2 separate regions of the Mus musculus genome follow, and region 2 is linked to region 1. The links are chromatin loops, found by intact Hi-C in ENCODE. Cell type or tissue: heart. All regions are shown on one strand.

Region 1 (8,000 bases):
ATTTGCAGGAAAGTGGGTGGAACTGGAGATCATCGGGTTAAAAGAAATTAACCAGACTCAGACAAATACCATTTTTTTCTTGCATATGCAGAATCAGATGATGATGATGATAATGATAAATGTATGTGGGGGTGCATTGATCACTGCCCAGATGATCACCCCATTATTAGGGGGAAGGTTTTTATTGTGAATAAGAGAATATCGGGAGCAGACAGAAAGAAAGCAGACTGGACATGGCCAGAAGCAAGAGAACCGGGAGCACAGAGAGTAGTGGTTGGAGGCAGTTAGGGTCTGTGCCATTATAGAGACCAAACGGGAATCTGGAGAGAGGGAGGGGAGCCTGAGCTGAGAAGGACTAGCCTTTGAGAAGTGTAACAAGTACTTGTGAGCAGAGACTGAGGAAACCTGGAGGCCAGCATGGGCTTTGAAATGCAATCACTGGTGCACACCCCCTCTCCAGAGGCAAAGGAAATGACCTTTTGGGGATGGGAAGCCCATTTTGGGGATGAGGAATGCTGGCTTTTATCTAACCACCAGAAATCCTTCTATAGTCCAGCCTGAGCTCATTTCTGGACATCCTGACTTTCTGAGACCTAACAGTAATAAGGCATGAAAACAGAAAGGGGGTGGGGTGGGGGCTCTAGCAGCAGGTAGGGACAGAAAGGGGGGGAAGAGAGAGAGAGACAGAGAGAGAGAGAGAGAGAGAGAGAGAGAGAGAGAGAATGAATAATGGGAGCAGTGACTGTCGCCAAAGTACACTGTATCCAGATAGAAATAGATCCTTTTGATGAGTGAAAACGGGTCAATAAGTTGCTAGCCTTAGACCTTCTCATCCTGTTATCTTCGTCATATTCTCTTCATGATTTCTGGGTGGGTTTGGGGGCACTTTATTCTCTCTGATGCATTTTGGGATTTTATCTTCCACTACTGTGTGCAGTCTTTTGTCTCGTGTGAATGGCATGTAGAGCAATGGTTCTCAGCCTTCCTAATGCTGCGACCCTTTAATACAGATCCTCATGTTTGGTGACACACACACACACACCCCACCCCAATAACATCATTTTGTTGCTACTTCATAGCTGTGGTTTTGCTGTCATGAGTCATAGTGTAAACATCTGTGTTTTCTGATGGTCTGAGGTGACCCTGTGAGAGGGTTGTTCCACATCACCACAGGTTGAGAACTACAGACACAGGAGCCGTGCTTTGTTTTATGTAGTCCTGGTTGTCTTGACAGTGTCATATTCCTTCTCCAGGCCCAAGACCGCAAAGATGTTTTCTAGGAAAACTTTTGTCTTCATAGTCTTATGTTCGGTGTAACTAAATCTAAGATAAGTAGTGTCTCCAACTTCCTCTCAGGGCTCAGAGTTTTCTGCTTTGTCTTTCAAGAATTCCAGACACAAGGGTGTCAAACCAGATTTCTTTCTTAAAGCAGGCTTTTTCCAGACTGACAAGCTATAGTATAGTAATAGGAGGGCTAAGGCAAGCTTGGGCTCCAGCCTGAAGTCACTGCAGGAGTAACAGGGATCTATATATGTGGCACTCATTATTTTCCGTGATTTGAACCATGGCAGCTAAACTGCCATGTGAACTTTGTTTTATGCCCGCAGTCCAGGTGCCCTTTACTAGATGACTGTCTGCAGGCATCCATCTAGTCTGCTATTTTGTTAGCAATGGGGGAAACATTTTTGTGTGTCTGTGGTCATTAGTGTTAGAGTCTGCTTTTGGTTGTGTTTAACACCGTGGATGGACCCTGTAGATCTATATTCTCCAAACTGTCAGTGACACGTAAAAATTTACATTGTTACAATCTGCCATGGCGTGGCACTCTGACGTACTACAATGAAAAATAAATTGCTGGTCACACGCTTGGGTGTCGTGGTTATGTCAAAGCGCTACGTTTTAAGTTTTCTGAAAGACTTTCTTCTATTTCTTCTCTTTTTTTCTTCTATTTCTTCTCATTGCAAAGCAGTAAAGCACCTGGCCAGTCAGTCTATACTTGGCTAGTGGTCAGTCATCTAGCTTTTGTTTGCTGCTGTAGATCAGAAGTTAACTCTTCAACCTTGTTGGTTTCTGTTTTTTCTCTTGTCAGTAACATAGTTTCTTTTACAACAACGATGTTTCTGTGGCCCTAAGTGAAGCAGGTGTTTGCTGAGGAGCACTCTGTCTTCCTGCCTCAGGGAGCCAGCCTAAGCTGACTGTCTGTCTGCATGTGTTTCCCTTACTGGTGTGCTTCCAAATGTGTGCTTGACACACTTGCAGCATCTGTAGTACCATTCTTTGAAGTGCAGATGTGCTGCCACTAATGGGCTTTTGCTCTTCTAGAGGAAGATCTCAGTGGGCTTCCCCACTCTTGGCAGGACTTCTGGCTGGCTGGAGCACTTGTAAGATGCCACTGATTCCAGAGATGTCAAAGCATGGAGACACCTGGATCCCAGGACTCCTCCCAGGCAGATCCGGGAGTGCCCCTGCATCTGATTACTGCTGATGCCTGGAGCCTGGCTGATGAGATGGGACCTACTGGCTCTGTTTTTGTAGAAGTAGGGAGGGAGAAACTCCAGCATGTTCTCTCTTCTCCAACTGACTGGGTATCCCTCTTTAGGAGCTGTGATACCTTAGGCATGGACCAGGGTAGTGAACCTGAGCCATCTGCTCAGTGGTGCTGGTATATCTTCTGGTGTCATTAAGACCCCCCCCCTTTTTTTTAATCTGAGGGTTTTTTTTGTTTTGTTTTGTTTTTTGTTTTGTTTTGTTTTGTTTTCTTTCTACTCTGCCAGCCCGAGCTTATTGCCAGTAGACATTTCATCTGTCCTGTTCTCAAAGTGCGCTCATTACACTCCCATATTCTTCTGGCACATACAGTGCATATAAAGGTTTTACCTACTTTTATAGCTGTTTGGTTACTTCTTGGCAGTTTGAGAAGCAGGGTAATCATGTGTAGGCCAATATTGTCATTTGTTTTGTGTGTGGGGGTGGGGAGGTGGGTGTATGTGACTATGTGTGTGAGAAAGAGAATGTCCCGGTATCTGCAGAGGCCAGATACAATATAAAAACCTTTGGGTTTCTTATCCTATCGGTTTCAATTTTACTGAGACAGGCTTTCGTCCCCCCACCCTGCTTGACTAGACTGGTTTGCTGGTGCTACTGTATTCACATCCCATTGGGATTACACACACCACACCCAGCTTTTTACATGAGGGGATCTGAACTCAAGTTCTCATGCTTGCATAGCATCTTACCCGCAGAGCTATTCCCCCCCCCCCCCCCCCCCCCCCGCCCTGGCCCTCCAAACCTGCCCTTCATTGCCTGTGAGTGCCTGCTCTGACCCTGTGGCTCCTAAGCCCTGGGAGCACAGCAGTGAAGGATAAACATCCGGGGAGCATCCATGTGCTGGCCAGCATTGGAACAGCCAGCCTGCCTGCCTGCCTGCCTGCCATCTATCCTCCCTCCCTCCCTCCCTCCCTCCCTCCCTCCCTCCCTCCCTCCCTTCCTTCCTTCCTTCCTTCCTTCCTTCTGGGTTTCCTAGACCAGAAGCTCATTTGGTTTGTCTTTTCTTAGTTTTCAGTCAGGTTTCCTTGTCAGAAAGATGTCAGCTTTGGAAATTCTCGTCTTGGTGCTGGGGTGTTATTATTGCACAGTTGGCAGAGGGTTTGCCCAGCATGTATGAAGCCCTGGGTTTGGTCCCACAAACTGGGCATGGATGTGCATGCCTGTAATCCTAATACTTAAAAGGTGGTCAGAGGAAGTTCAAGGTTATCCTTGGCTATATGAAACCCCCCTCTTCAAACAAAAACAAAAATCCAAAAAACAAAAGCCTCTTCCTTGAGGTGCCCAGCCCAATGCTTGTGGGTGTGCCTGGCTTTGTTCTGCCTGCCTCTTGCTCCTGGTTCTTGTGTTTAAGCCTTTATTAAGATATCTAACCCAACTCTGTTCAGTGATTTATCAGTCTGTGCTTCCTTTTGGTTTAGCACCAGCACATTCTCTAGAAATAACTCTTGTGTTGTTTTTGTGTTTTAGCCGGTTACACCTCAACAAGAAGGCAACAGACAAACAGCCGTATAGCAAGCTCCCTGGTGTCTCTCTTCTGAAGCCACTGAAGGGGGTGGATCCTAACCTAATCAACAACTTGGAGACATTCTTTGAACTGGATTATCCCAAAGTAAGTATAGTGCTATCCCTATGAGAGATGGGCTACATCGTGGGCTTACTTATTTATTTGGGGAATTTTAACACTGTATGAGGCAGGAGCCTTGTTGTTTTATAAACATCAAAGTTGGAAGTTTTCCCAGCCTATATTCTGTAAGTAAATGCAAAGAAAGGCCAATTTTGGGGAATGAAAGAATACGTGTGCTGATTGTGAAAACAGCCTAGCCTGTCCCTTGGACTCCCATGTGCCGCTGTCGTGCAGCGTAACCTCACATTTTGGTTCCTCTGCATCATCCCATCACAAAGCTCAGAGACCTAGTTCTGAGGCTCTTTTTATATTGTATCACATCCTTGTGTATGTAAATTGGCGGAGGAGAAAATTGTGTTGCTCTTTACTATGAAATGAGTAAGAGCATATGCCAGACACGGTCTCTAGACTTCCATAGTCTAGTTCAGTTTCTGAGTTAGAGAGCCTGAGAAATCTGTCAGAGGTTTCTACAGCTACGGGGCTTTTGTTCCGACAGGATTCTACCTTAAAAGCATTAACACGATGGTAAATGTAGCTCAAAATCATCTAGTTCTTAAGTAGAGGAAAAAACAAATATTCAAAATTGCCCTGTAGAGCTTTGAGTTCAGAGGTGTTCTTTAAAATCCTCCTTTGCGTGTTCTTTTTCTCAGAAGTTACACAAATGAATTAACAAATGAACTTGTCACTTGCCCTGGGCCAGCAACTGTCGTAGGGACCAGAGGTCTTACGTCCTTACAGAATGTATATTCTGTTGTAATTCAAATAACATTTTCTGTAAAACCTGGTGTGTAAGTAATTCTTTATAAATAGTAACTTAAAATATTTGTACTTGAAGAGTGGAATGTACCCCAGTAGGGCCCATGCCTGGCATGCACGAAGCTCTGGGATCCATCCATCACCAGGCTACACATAGAGGTGTGGATGGACAGACAGGTTCCTGGTACATAGGGAATTTGAGGCCAGTAGTAGTGGTGGTGGTGGGTGGGTATTTTTGCTTGATATGCGGTATTATTATTTCATACATTAAAACACATTTCATGACTTAGGGCATAGCTTGGTAATAAGAGTGTGTGCTTAGCATGTGCAAGACCCTGTCTTCCGCTCCCAGAACCACCCTCGGAATTCTGTTCTGAATGGTGTTTTGTCCTCTTGACTATAGACGAGGTTTGTGTCGTCCCTAATGTCTGCAGGTCTGAGTCAATGAGATTTTCTCGCACACTTATACATTGTTATTTATGCATCTAAATTTACTCGTAAATACAAAGGGTAGCATTCCATATACTGCAATTTCAAGTGTTAAGTTCTTAAATATCAAAGGATTAAGTATTCTTAATTTGGAAAGGGTTTTTGTAGTTCCCCATCTTGCATTTCTTCACCTGTGCACATCTCACAGTTTGAAAAGAGAAGGAGAAAGTGATTGATTGCAGCCCCATGGGCGCTGGGCTGCCTTCTCCCTCCCCAGCTGTCATCTAGATAGTTTCAGTACTTCACCAGCTCGTCCATCTCCTGAAAATTTAGAAAATCAGCCTTTGTAAAAATATCGTAAAGATATATTTTCAATATGTACTGTGTTTTTAATATGTATCTATGTCTAGTCTTTTAGAATATAAAAAACACCCAAAAAGTTACTTTGTGTATTATTAGCTAGGAAAGCTTTTACCCACATCTAGTGTTTGGCCAGTTATAATTGGAGGGATTTAACTGCTTCACTGTGGAGATTCTTAGCAAGTAAAATGGTTCCTTCACAGACCATGAACACACAGGTGACGCCTCATTACCGTATGGTGCTTCAGAATACACTTAAGGGTGGTTCTTTCTTCAGTTTGCTAGAATTCTTGTTTTCTTTTTTTTTAAGCCTGTCTTAAGTGCCTGCTCCTGGATAATGAGAATTGAGTTTTCTTTGCAGGGTGGCCAATTAAGTCATTTTTGTTTTTAATTTTGGGATTAAGTTTGAAAGGTGTATTCACGATTGGAAGTGTTCAAGCCTTGTGATGAAATAAAGATGGCCTCTGTATCTCCCTTCAAAAATTTTTGGTATGGAACTAGAGGGGCACTCAGTAGTTAAGAGAGCAGACTATTCTTGCGGAAGACCTAAATTTAATTCCTGTTACTGGCATCAGGCAGCTCACAACTGCCCTTAACTCCGACTCTGAAAAATCAGACTTTTATGGCGTCAATAAAATGCGCAGACACATTTTACACAGAGAGATACATGGTAAAAATTTGATTTTCTTTTTGTGACTCGGTTTATCTCTTTTTCTTCTCATTGAGTGTATTTTACTATTACATTTTAAAGTTCTGTCTTGCTTGGGTAGGAAGCCCCAGTAAGCCTTTTCCATCTGTGTGTTACAGTCATCGTGCTTAGGATTAGAAGCACTTTGCTCCTCCACCTGCCTGTTCACACCTGTCAAGCAGTGCATATTATAAAAGCATTAAGGAATTCTCTAGGGTGCCTGGCTGCGTAGCTTAGTAGATAGGAAGAAAGCTAGCTGTGAATTTGCCCTTTAAAAAGTCACTTAGCCTTTCTAATCGCCATTATTAAGGACACAGCCTTCCTCCACTAAGTGTTGTGAGACATCAGGGCTGCTTGTAGACTCAGCCCTCTGGGAAGTGTCAGGGGTGTGGTAGGATTGGCACCCTTGCTCTCTCAGACTTTTATCTGGTCTTTTGAGGCCAGGTGACTGACTGTATGACTGGCTGAAGCCTTCCTGAGTAGCACTCAGTCATCACTGAAGTGGATACTGAATGGAATAGTAAGTGGTAGAGATCATGAGAACGTGCCCCCGCCCCCTCCGTTTTCACCATCTGCTTAATTATTATTAAATCCCCACCTTATTGACAAAACCTTTCTTGACTTCAGCCCTGGTTCTCTTGTGCTCAACCACAGATTTCTTTTCTGCCAGTATTTTGGTGAGGTAAGATGCATGCTGAAGGCATTATGAGTGTTTTGTTTCTGCGTTTTGCTTTTATATACTCATCAATAGAAGTAAGTAAAGCAGGATGGGCTGCTCCGTGGCTTGAGTCAGTCCCTGTGACTTAAGCACTTCCGAAGTTACCGGACGGTTTTGGCAGGGCCGTTTCAAAGCTGTCAGAGATGCCTTTCTAACTAAACATAGCATCGAGCAAAATGAAATTGCGGATGTTTTCATGAGCTCAGTGAAGCATGCTTTTCATGGTAGTAAATGTTCACTCAAATGTTATTTTATTTAAAAAAAATTTAAACAGTAAAATAAAATTAAAAATAAAAGAAATGTAATCACATTTTGTCCTTTATGGGATTATATTTACCATTTGTAGCTCCTTCCTGAAGCAAGGCTGGATCCCAGGCGGAGTTTCTGGAGAAGGAGTGTGCTTGGTTTTGCTCCTTTTCAGTGTAGCTTTTTACACTCCTGCACGTCCTGTAAGCTTTGAGTGCATGTTAAGTGGTGCAGGTTGTGAACAGACTTGATATGCAGGTTGTCAGTGGGACGGCCCGTCAGAGAGTTGGTAGATGTCAAGCTCAGGCACTCAGGCTCTGCTGCTGGCAGAGATGTCCGTGACCCGGACGGAGAAGCTGTCTCTCTCTGCCCAAGCAGCACTTGCAAAGCAGCTGGGTCCCTTCGGATTCCTCCCTAAACTCTTAAACCTTACGTACACAGTTACTTTTTTTTTTCTTTCATCTAGTTTTTGATCACTCTAGAAATACTGACAGTGTGCTCTTCTTTTTTTGTTTTTTTTTTTGTTGTTGTTTTTTGGTGGGTTTTTCGAGACAAGGTTTCTCTGTGTATCCCTGGCTGTCCTGGAACTCACTTTGTAGACCAGGCTGGCCTCGAACTCAGAAATCCGCCTG
Region 2 (8,000 bases), 55 kb after region 1:
TAAACTTGAAATCTGACAGTACCCTGAGTCTTGGGGTCGCTGGACCACTTTGGTCCACTTCCTGATTGGGCCACATTGAACAAAGCCTCTCTGCTTTTCACTGTCACGGGAGTCTTTAGTTGGCATCTTGGGAACAGGTGACTGAGTCCAGCTTGGAGGGGCTTCTGGAATCTGGGCTTTGACCCTAAAGTCCACTCTAGTGCTAAGTGTGTTGGTTTCACTCTTTAGTGAGTAGCTATGAAATGGAAGAGAGGCCATGTGCTGGCCTTTTGGGAGAGGACGTCGGGAAGACTTCCTTCAGTCAGCCTCTGTATAGGAAGGTTTCCCAGGACACAGTGTTGCTTGTCATGGGTTGCTGAAGGGTAGGGGAAGACAAAGGTGACAGCAGCATTGTCAGTGCAAGGCCTGCTAGCTCCCCAGGTGACAGGCCTGCCTCTGACTGGGAACTGACTCTAGAGCAAGCCAGGAGCTGTGTCCTCATCTGAGACTTTCAAAATGCAGCCACAAAGGCTGCAGACTAGGGGTAGTATAAAACCGACAGATACCAACCTCATTGAGGGATCTTCCTCCACTATCTCCCCATTGAGTTTCTCCTGTCTCTTTTCTCTGCAAGACGTGGCATGCCAGGCCTCAGATCTCCAAAGAGACAAAGTAGCTGTCCTTCCCTCGGGGGCAGCCACAACTCTGCCAGCACCCAGCCTATTTGTCCCATGAAGATGAGTTACAAGCCCCACTGGGGGCTGTGGGTCTCAGGTTCCAAGTGCTGCAAAGTGAATGGCTACTTCTCTTCTGTCCATGTGACTGTCTTCCAACAAAACTCAATTCTAGTCAGATGTGAAATGATCAGGCGATCTGCCCAAGTCCCCAGCCAATAGGTGGCAGAGCTGTAGTTAGAAGCCAGGAAGTGAAACCCCATTTCCCTAGATTCTGATAAAGACACAGGGAGGGAGAAGGTACCTGCATATGTTTCCTCTTTTTTTCTTTTCTTCCTTCCTTCCTTCCTTCCTTCCTTCCTTCCTTCCTTTCTTTCTTTCTTTCTTTCTTTCTTTCTTTCTTTCTTTCTTTCTTTCTTTCTTTCTGGGGGAGGCAGGGGGGTTGAGACAGGGTTTCTCTGTATAGCCCTGGCTGTCCTGGAATTTAATCTGTAGACCAGGCTGGCCTCAAACTCAGAAATCCACCTGCCTCTGCCTCCCAAATGCTGGGATTAAAGGCGTGTGCCTCCACTGCCCGGCTTCTGCACGAGTTTCTTTTGGAACTTTTGAGCAAAGCCTCTCTAGGGAAGGGAAACTGATTTCTGGGTAGAGCTAATGTGGCTGTCTGTTGTTGGTTTGTTTGTTTGTTTGTTTAACACGATGAAAATTTAAACTTAGGTGTTTTGGGTTGTTGTAGTAGGTTTTTTGTTTGTTTGTTTGTTTATCTTTTCAAACCCTGAGGCTTAAATTCTTTTTCTTCTTAGTCGAACCGAAGACTTTGTTTTTTTGTCCATTTGTTCTTCAGCCTTCCAAAGAGAAAGCTCTCGGTGAGACTGCCTCCAGATGTCCTCACGTACACTTGGGTTGATAAAAGCCCGACGTGTGCACCACGAAGATGGACCAGGCAAGCCTTGCTAATGGACTGAACATGGAGGGAGGGAGAGAAATGGGGGGGGGGGGGTGCCAGGAAAGCCACTGTCCACATCAGTTTCCTTTTGATGCTGTGGTAAAACTCAGCAACCTAAGAAAGATGAGCTTGTTTGGTGTTCCAGTTCTGGGAGGATAGTTCCATACTACGGAGAGGTGTGGCAGCAGGCAGCTGGGGCAGGAAGCTGGGGAGGCGGGAGGGCGCACATCCTCAACTGCAAACAAACAAACAAACAAAAAGCAAATCGAGCAAAACCCTCAAAGCCCACCCCAGCGACTCACTTCCTCTAGCAAGGTCCCACTTCTTAAAGGTTCCGGAACACCTGGGCCTACGGAGGATATTTCCCCTGCCAAACGCTTACACATAGGGTTTGAGTCCATCTGAGTGCAGGAAGGGGGAGTGGAAGGAACTTTCCAGCAGGCTAACTCACAATTCTAGTTCCTCATAAAGGGGGCTCCCTCCCCAGGTTAACACAAAGAGGAAACAGAGCTCCTCACCCCAATGGAGGTGAGAGGCTGAGGACCACTTGGGACTTCCTGTGTGTACAGCATCGTTGGCCACTGTGAATCAACAATGACCAGAAGCTTCCAACGAGAACCACAGAAAATTATGTGTGCAATGCTTGATCAGCAATGGTGCCAAAGAGATGATGACACACGCGAAACCGCAGTAACAAATTATCACACAGGAAGAAGCCTGAGAGCAAGGCACCTGTGTTGAGGCTGCTCCTGCCCAGTTCCCTGTGGGCTCACACACCACAGTACCTAGCAGATCTTAAAGGTTTCCTCCTGCTTTTAGTAAGCATCTACTTTAGATATAAGAATAATGGTTTTTTGTTTGTTTGTTTGTTGGGTTTTTTTTTTTTTTTGGTTTTTGCGAGACAGGGTTTCTCTGTATAGCCCTGGCTGTCCTGGAGCTCACTTTGTAGACCAGGCTGGCCTCGAACTCAGAAATCCGCCTGCCTCTGCCTCCCGAGTGCTGGGATTAAAGGCGTGCGCCACCACGCCCAGCGTTTTTTTTTTTTTTTTTTTTTTTTTTTTTTTTTTTTTTTAATGCCAGGCACAGATAAGGGAGACAATAGTGACCGTGGGAACCTTCTAGAATCTTTCAGGTTAGACCTCAAAGAGCCTACTCCTGAACACAGAAGTTTTTTGAGACCACCATAATAATTGATGTGAATTTTCTTGCGGTGCACTCAGATGGAAGAAATGGCTCAACTCTTTGGCTACAAGATCAGCGTGCACCGGAGGGCCCTTGGCCACCGATGAGGGGCGCATGCTGCATTAGTGATGATTCTGATGTCTTTGTCATTTTGACAGGCTCCTGTTGTGCACTCCCTTGCGCGCCATCCAAGAGGCAACTCAGTGCAGGGTTTGAGTCTTGAATTCAGGATGGCAAATACTGCTGCCTAGATATTTGTTTCCTGGGAGTTCCCCCAGAGGTCCAGGGATGCCAAACATGAAAATACAGGTCGCTCATTATATGGAGGGTGTAGTTGAGGGATAGCACATCTGCATAGCATGTAGGAGGCCGTGTGTTCAGTCCTCACCACTACAATAGAAAGCCAGGGGTGGAGTGAGGAAGGGAGAAGGGAGTGGGTCAGCTAAGGACGGAGAAAGAGCTGTACTCCCTGAAGCAGTTTCCCCTCTGAGAGGGCTGGGTCCAATCCCCAAGCCTGTTCAGACCTCTATCCCGAGGAAGTCAGCTTCCTTATTATGCATTTAAGTTTCAAAGTCCTGGGGAAACTTTTCTGATTCATCTTTCACCTTTGCTCCCGTAACGACAACAACAACAGCAAAAAAAAAAAAAAAAAAAAAAAAAAAAAAAAAAAAGAAGGAAAGAAAGAAAAAGAAAAAGAAAGAAACGGAAAGCTTAGGGCCAGGAAGCCTGAGGTTCTTCTGACTGCCCCTGATGCTCAGCCTAGGAGAGGAAAGTGAGCAACCACAGAAGGAGAACCAAATCCCTACTGCTTTCTCCACAAATCACCTTGCCATTCTGTTTTGTTTTGTTTTGTTTCAGAGCTGAGGACCAAACCCAGGCTAGGCAAGCGCTCTACCACTGAGCTACACTCCCAACCCCTTCACCTTGCCATTCTGACCTGGAAGCAGTCAGTGTTTGGAGTTTGGAAACTCTTTTTCTTGTAGGAAAAAGTGCTCTCCCCGTGTCTTTGAAGGTGGCAGCTTGCAGAAAGGAAATGGAATGGAGCAACACCATAGCAGAAGAAGCAGCTTGCTTCAGACTCTCTCAGGCTACAGGATAGCTTCCCCAGAGAGACGATGGATATGGGCCAGAGGTCAGCCATTCACCGTGAATTCACACATGGAGAGAAGAGCTAGTGGCCTCGGCAGCTCTCTTCCTGATCGGAGCCTTGGCTGTTCTTCTTCCAAACATTCTTCCAAATGTTCCACCTGCACCCGCTCACCTCTGTCTCACCTCTGCCGTCGTGTTCAGACTCGGCTTCACATCTAACCCTGGCCTTGATCCGTGAGTTCATCTTGTCTTTCCCAGCTCCCCTCACTCTTCCCCAAAATTCAAATGCTCTCTTACACTGTATTGAACCCAGGGTCCTTCTTGCTAACTTGATGGCACCAAATTGCACTCAGTAGTTAGTGTTTGTACTGTCTCAGAAGCTAAGGTCAAACCACCTGGGGCCAGCTCCAGACCATCTAGATCTGACATGACAACTCTGGTTTGCTGGAACTTTCTGTGGCTTGACTTCATCTTTCCCCTTTCCTGGAACCTGAGCAACTGACTCTCCAGCAATTTAAACCCCTCCTTGTTTAAATGAGGGAGAGAGCAGAATCCATTTAACTGCTGATCTCAGTCCTAGTATGGAACGCCAACCACTAATGGTACCAGTTGCCCCTAAGGCTAATAGCACCCTCTAGTGACAGACTAACTGTTGCTAAGAGCACTGATAGCAGCTGTAAATTACTAATATTTCTGGTGCTTATTTTTCTATTTAGCTTTATATGTCCTATTTATATTAATAACTTAACCTTGCATAAATCCATCGAAGGAAGCATGATTATCAACAGCATTTACCAGTTTACAGATAAGGATAGAGATACAGAGAGATAAAACCACTTGTCCAAGGTCAGAGAGCTAGCCAGGAGCACAGTCATATTTCAGGGACAAAAGGCAGGTCCCACCCACTGCTAACATCCTCCATTTATCCCCAAAGAACTTCTTCCTAGGCCAGATGTCCTACAGGCCTGCCGAGGGGAAGAGTCCTTCATCCCATACTGAGCAGGTAAGATGAGAGGACTAGGACTTCTGAACAAGGCACCACTGCTCCAAGGATCCATATTTGTCCTCTCAAAGCTGTGTATCCAATGCTGTGATTAATAATCTTTATGTAAAGGACAGCAGAGACCTGAAGTAATGCTTACTCTTAGACGGAGACTTTTGAAACTCTCAGAGTTACTGGCTCCCAAATTGGGATTCACAGGTGTAACGCACTGTGCTACGTGGACTGTTTCTGAGTCAAGCTCTCTCCTAATCTAAGGTGACATCAGTGGGAACTGCTGCACTGCTTTATGTACCACGGAGACAGGAAAGCGTGCTGACCACTAAGCCTTATTTTTATAGTAAGATGCGTCAAGTTTAGAGAGGTTAAAATGAGGATCATGAAAAACAGTTGCATCCATGTTGTTAGGGCAAAATAACTATCTTTATAAAGAGCTTAAGTCAAGAATCTATACACAGTGATATCTCTCTCAATCAGTGTTAGATAGGAAGGTGAGTTATTCAGTGATCTTGTGTTTCATCTTAGCAGAAGGCTATATCCCAGGGTTTCACTGACTCATGGCAGAGTGACGTCTAGATCAACTCAATGATCTGGTTTCGAGGAGCTGAGTAGGTCAGAATAGAGTGAGATGTGAGTGCTCCACTTGCGTCCGAGGGAAGCCCTACAGGTCTGTTAGGGCAGGACAAGAGATCTGGAGCCCCTGAATTCTGCAAACAAAGCCTAGTAGGTAAAGTCTGGGTGAGAAACTCACTGATACTTTAACAACGAAGGTGTGAACGGGCAGAGTGACCAGTGGGGACGCGGTACTCACTGTCTAAGACAGAGTGTTTGTGTCCTTAAAGGTGTTGGCATGATGGAGAGGTTGCTCCACCCACCAGAAAAGGGAGAAAAAAAGGTTGCCATGGCAACTCCTTCCCTGTGAAGTTTTTTGAAGAGTGACATGCCCTTGTTCCTTTCTCAAAGCTATTCTTCTCTACTCTCCTTTCTCATTGCTCTTGATGCTACACTTTCCAATATTATAGTTAGGACCTGATCCGGAATGAGTGGCTAGGACTCCTAGTCTTTCACAAGGAGTGGAAGCCAGAGAAAGGACACAGCAGGAGACAGTAAGGTAGGCAACTCTCCTAAATGAAGAAGATGGCAGAAGCATTCCTTGGTGGGTTGGGGTTACATGATGCAGAAGGCATTCACCTACCTCAGAAAGTAGGACCCACCCACCCCTGACCTCTCCATGATGGCAGAACCTGTTTTAGATAGGCATAGAGGGAAAAGAGGATGTGGCTTGACTCTACACAAGCTGTGTTGAAGAGGGCAGTCACGGTGATAAGGGTGGTCTCAAAGGCTGTGGCTTCTGCGTCTTTTCAGTATCTGACTAGGGGGTTTCACGGTTCGGAAGGCTCAGGGAGGAGACCACGTATTTGTTAGTTTCCTGTTGGCTGGTCACTGTGGTTTGCCTGGATACATCATGTGTGAAGCATGCTCAACACTGACACACACACTCTCTCTCTCTCTCCCCACCCCCCACCTCCTTCCCCCTCTCTCTTGTAACAGAAAGGTACAATAAAGCCATTTAAAAAAAGGCTGGTTTGGGAGAAATCAAGAGTTTCATACTGCGCCTTTAGTGTCTATAGTAGTTGAATCTTTTTAAAAATGAGAGCAAAGACATAACTCACAATAGCAAGCAAACCATTTCAAAACAGAACTGCTGGATTCAAACCCAGTCTCAGGAAATGTCAGAATGCTTGCTTTCTCTAACAGTAGCTGACATCACATTTTGTCTGTAGAAGTCAAGACTCTCAAGCCGCAGGTCACTTCTGCCATGTGAAGGCCGGAAAATGACAACTTCCTATCTCTTGAGGCTTCTGACTAACCATGCGATTTTTAGATCCTCTTTGCAAGATACTCCATGAATGTCAAAGGCAGCCCCTTGCTTCGGCCGAGGCTAAGCACCATTCCTTTGCTTTTTGACTAGTTGGCATTATTGTGCATGCAAATATACAAAAACCTCACTGAAGTGGAAATTTCTGGGTTTTTTGGAAAGTCAGTTACATCAAATGATGTTTTGCTGAAACAGACACAGGTGAAAGGATGTCCTGCTGAAGCAGACACATGAAAGAATGTTTTGCTGAAGCAGACACAGGTGAAAGGATGTTTTGCTGAAGCAGACACAGGTGAAAGGATGTTTTGCTGAAGCAGACACAGGTGAAAGGATGTTTTGCTGAAGCAGACACAGGAAAGGATGAGTGATGTTTAGAAGAAATATAAATATGACCCCACAGACAGTGGGAGCTTGAGCATTGGTTCGCTTTACAGATGACACGCATATATTGGTTCACCTTACACTGCGTTGCTTAGCTTCACTTGTGGTGACTTCATAGAGAGAAATTCACCAGCTTCTTGCTGCTTCAGAGGACTCGGGCTGATTGGCAGACCTTGGGGTTGCTTCTGGATTGAACCGCCCTTGCTGAATTGTGAGGTGTCTGCTGAGTGGACCAGACTGCAGCTGCTGATTCGTGTTTGGTGTTTGCTAGGGGACTGGACTGAGAACAATGAAGATTGGAATTGCTCCAAAGAACTATTTCTAAGCAGGACTGCTTCCCCCTTATCCTAATAGCCTTTCTTTTCCACTACCTCTGGTGGATGGTGTGCTAGAGGGAAGGTCGAACCCTTATTAAAGTAGGTTGAGAAAAATATATGCCTACCCATCACCCTGATTTGGTTGGTTTCTTTGAGCTTTAACCAAAGGCACTCACCATGCACTGAGCATGCCTGCCCTCCTTTAGTGCTGGGGACAGTCTTCTACTTCATGGGCTTCCCTTTGCAAGATTTTCCTTTACCTTAAACACAAGTATTCTGGCCTACAATGTACTATGTAGCTTAGTTTCACCTCGGGCTTACAGCAGTCCTTCTGCCTCAGCCTCCCAAGTACTGGGATTTTAAGTGTGAGTCACTATACTAAACAAAACATTGGACTTTCTAGGATTATATCTTGTTTTTGTCTCTCTGCCCACCATCCCCATGATGGATGTATTTACTGGATTTTTTCTGTGGGGGTGGGAGATGAGCTAAAAAATCAGGTGAAGGGCTGGAATGATAGCTCAGGGGTTAAGAGTACTTACTGCTTTTGCAG

The links. A loop is a pair of places that touch in the nucleus more often than their neighbours do. Peaks named below come from ENCODE experiments on the same cell type or tissue, not always from the same donor. Only the 100,000 strongest peaks of a DNase experiment are listed, where the experiment ranks them.
Region 2: a loop joins it to region 1, with 1.8 times the contacts of the local background. A loop is called at or near these places in 6 of 42 quality-filtered maps.

Annotation. Positions count from the first base shown.
Region 1 is chr4:59,203,747-59,211,746 of GRCm38, forward strand. It overlaps Ugcg (UDP-glucose ceramide glucosyltransferase), which reads left to right. Exons shown (of 9, transcript NM_011673.3): 2 at 4,015-4,156. Among named protein-coding and RNA genes, the nearest start is that of Ugcg, 18 kb to the left of the region's middle. In heart, no CTCF peak of the experiment used is centred here; no DNase peak of the experiment used is centred here; H3K27ac peaks cover 1,410 bases.
Region 2 is chr4:59,259,129-59,267,128 of GRCm38, forward strand. Gm12596 (predicted gene 12596) reads left to right here and starts at 923. Exons shown (of 4, transcript NR_105031.1): 1 at 923-953; 2 at 1,457-1,596; 3 at 3,640-4,104. In heart, a CTCF peak has its summit at 4,501 (motif pointing left); a DNase peak (open chromatin) is centred at 6,696; H3K27ac peaks cover 488 bases.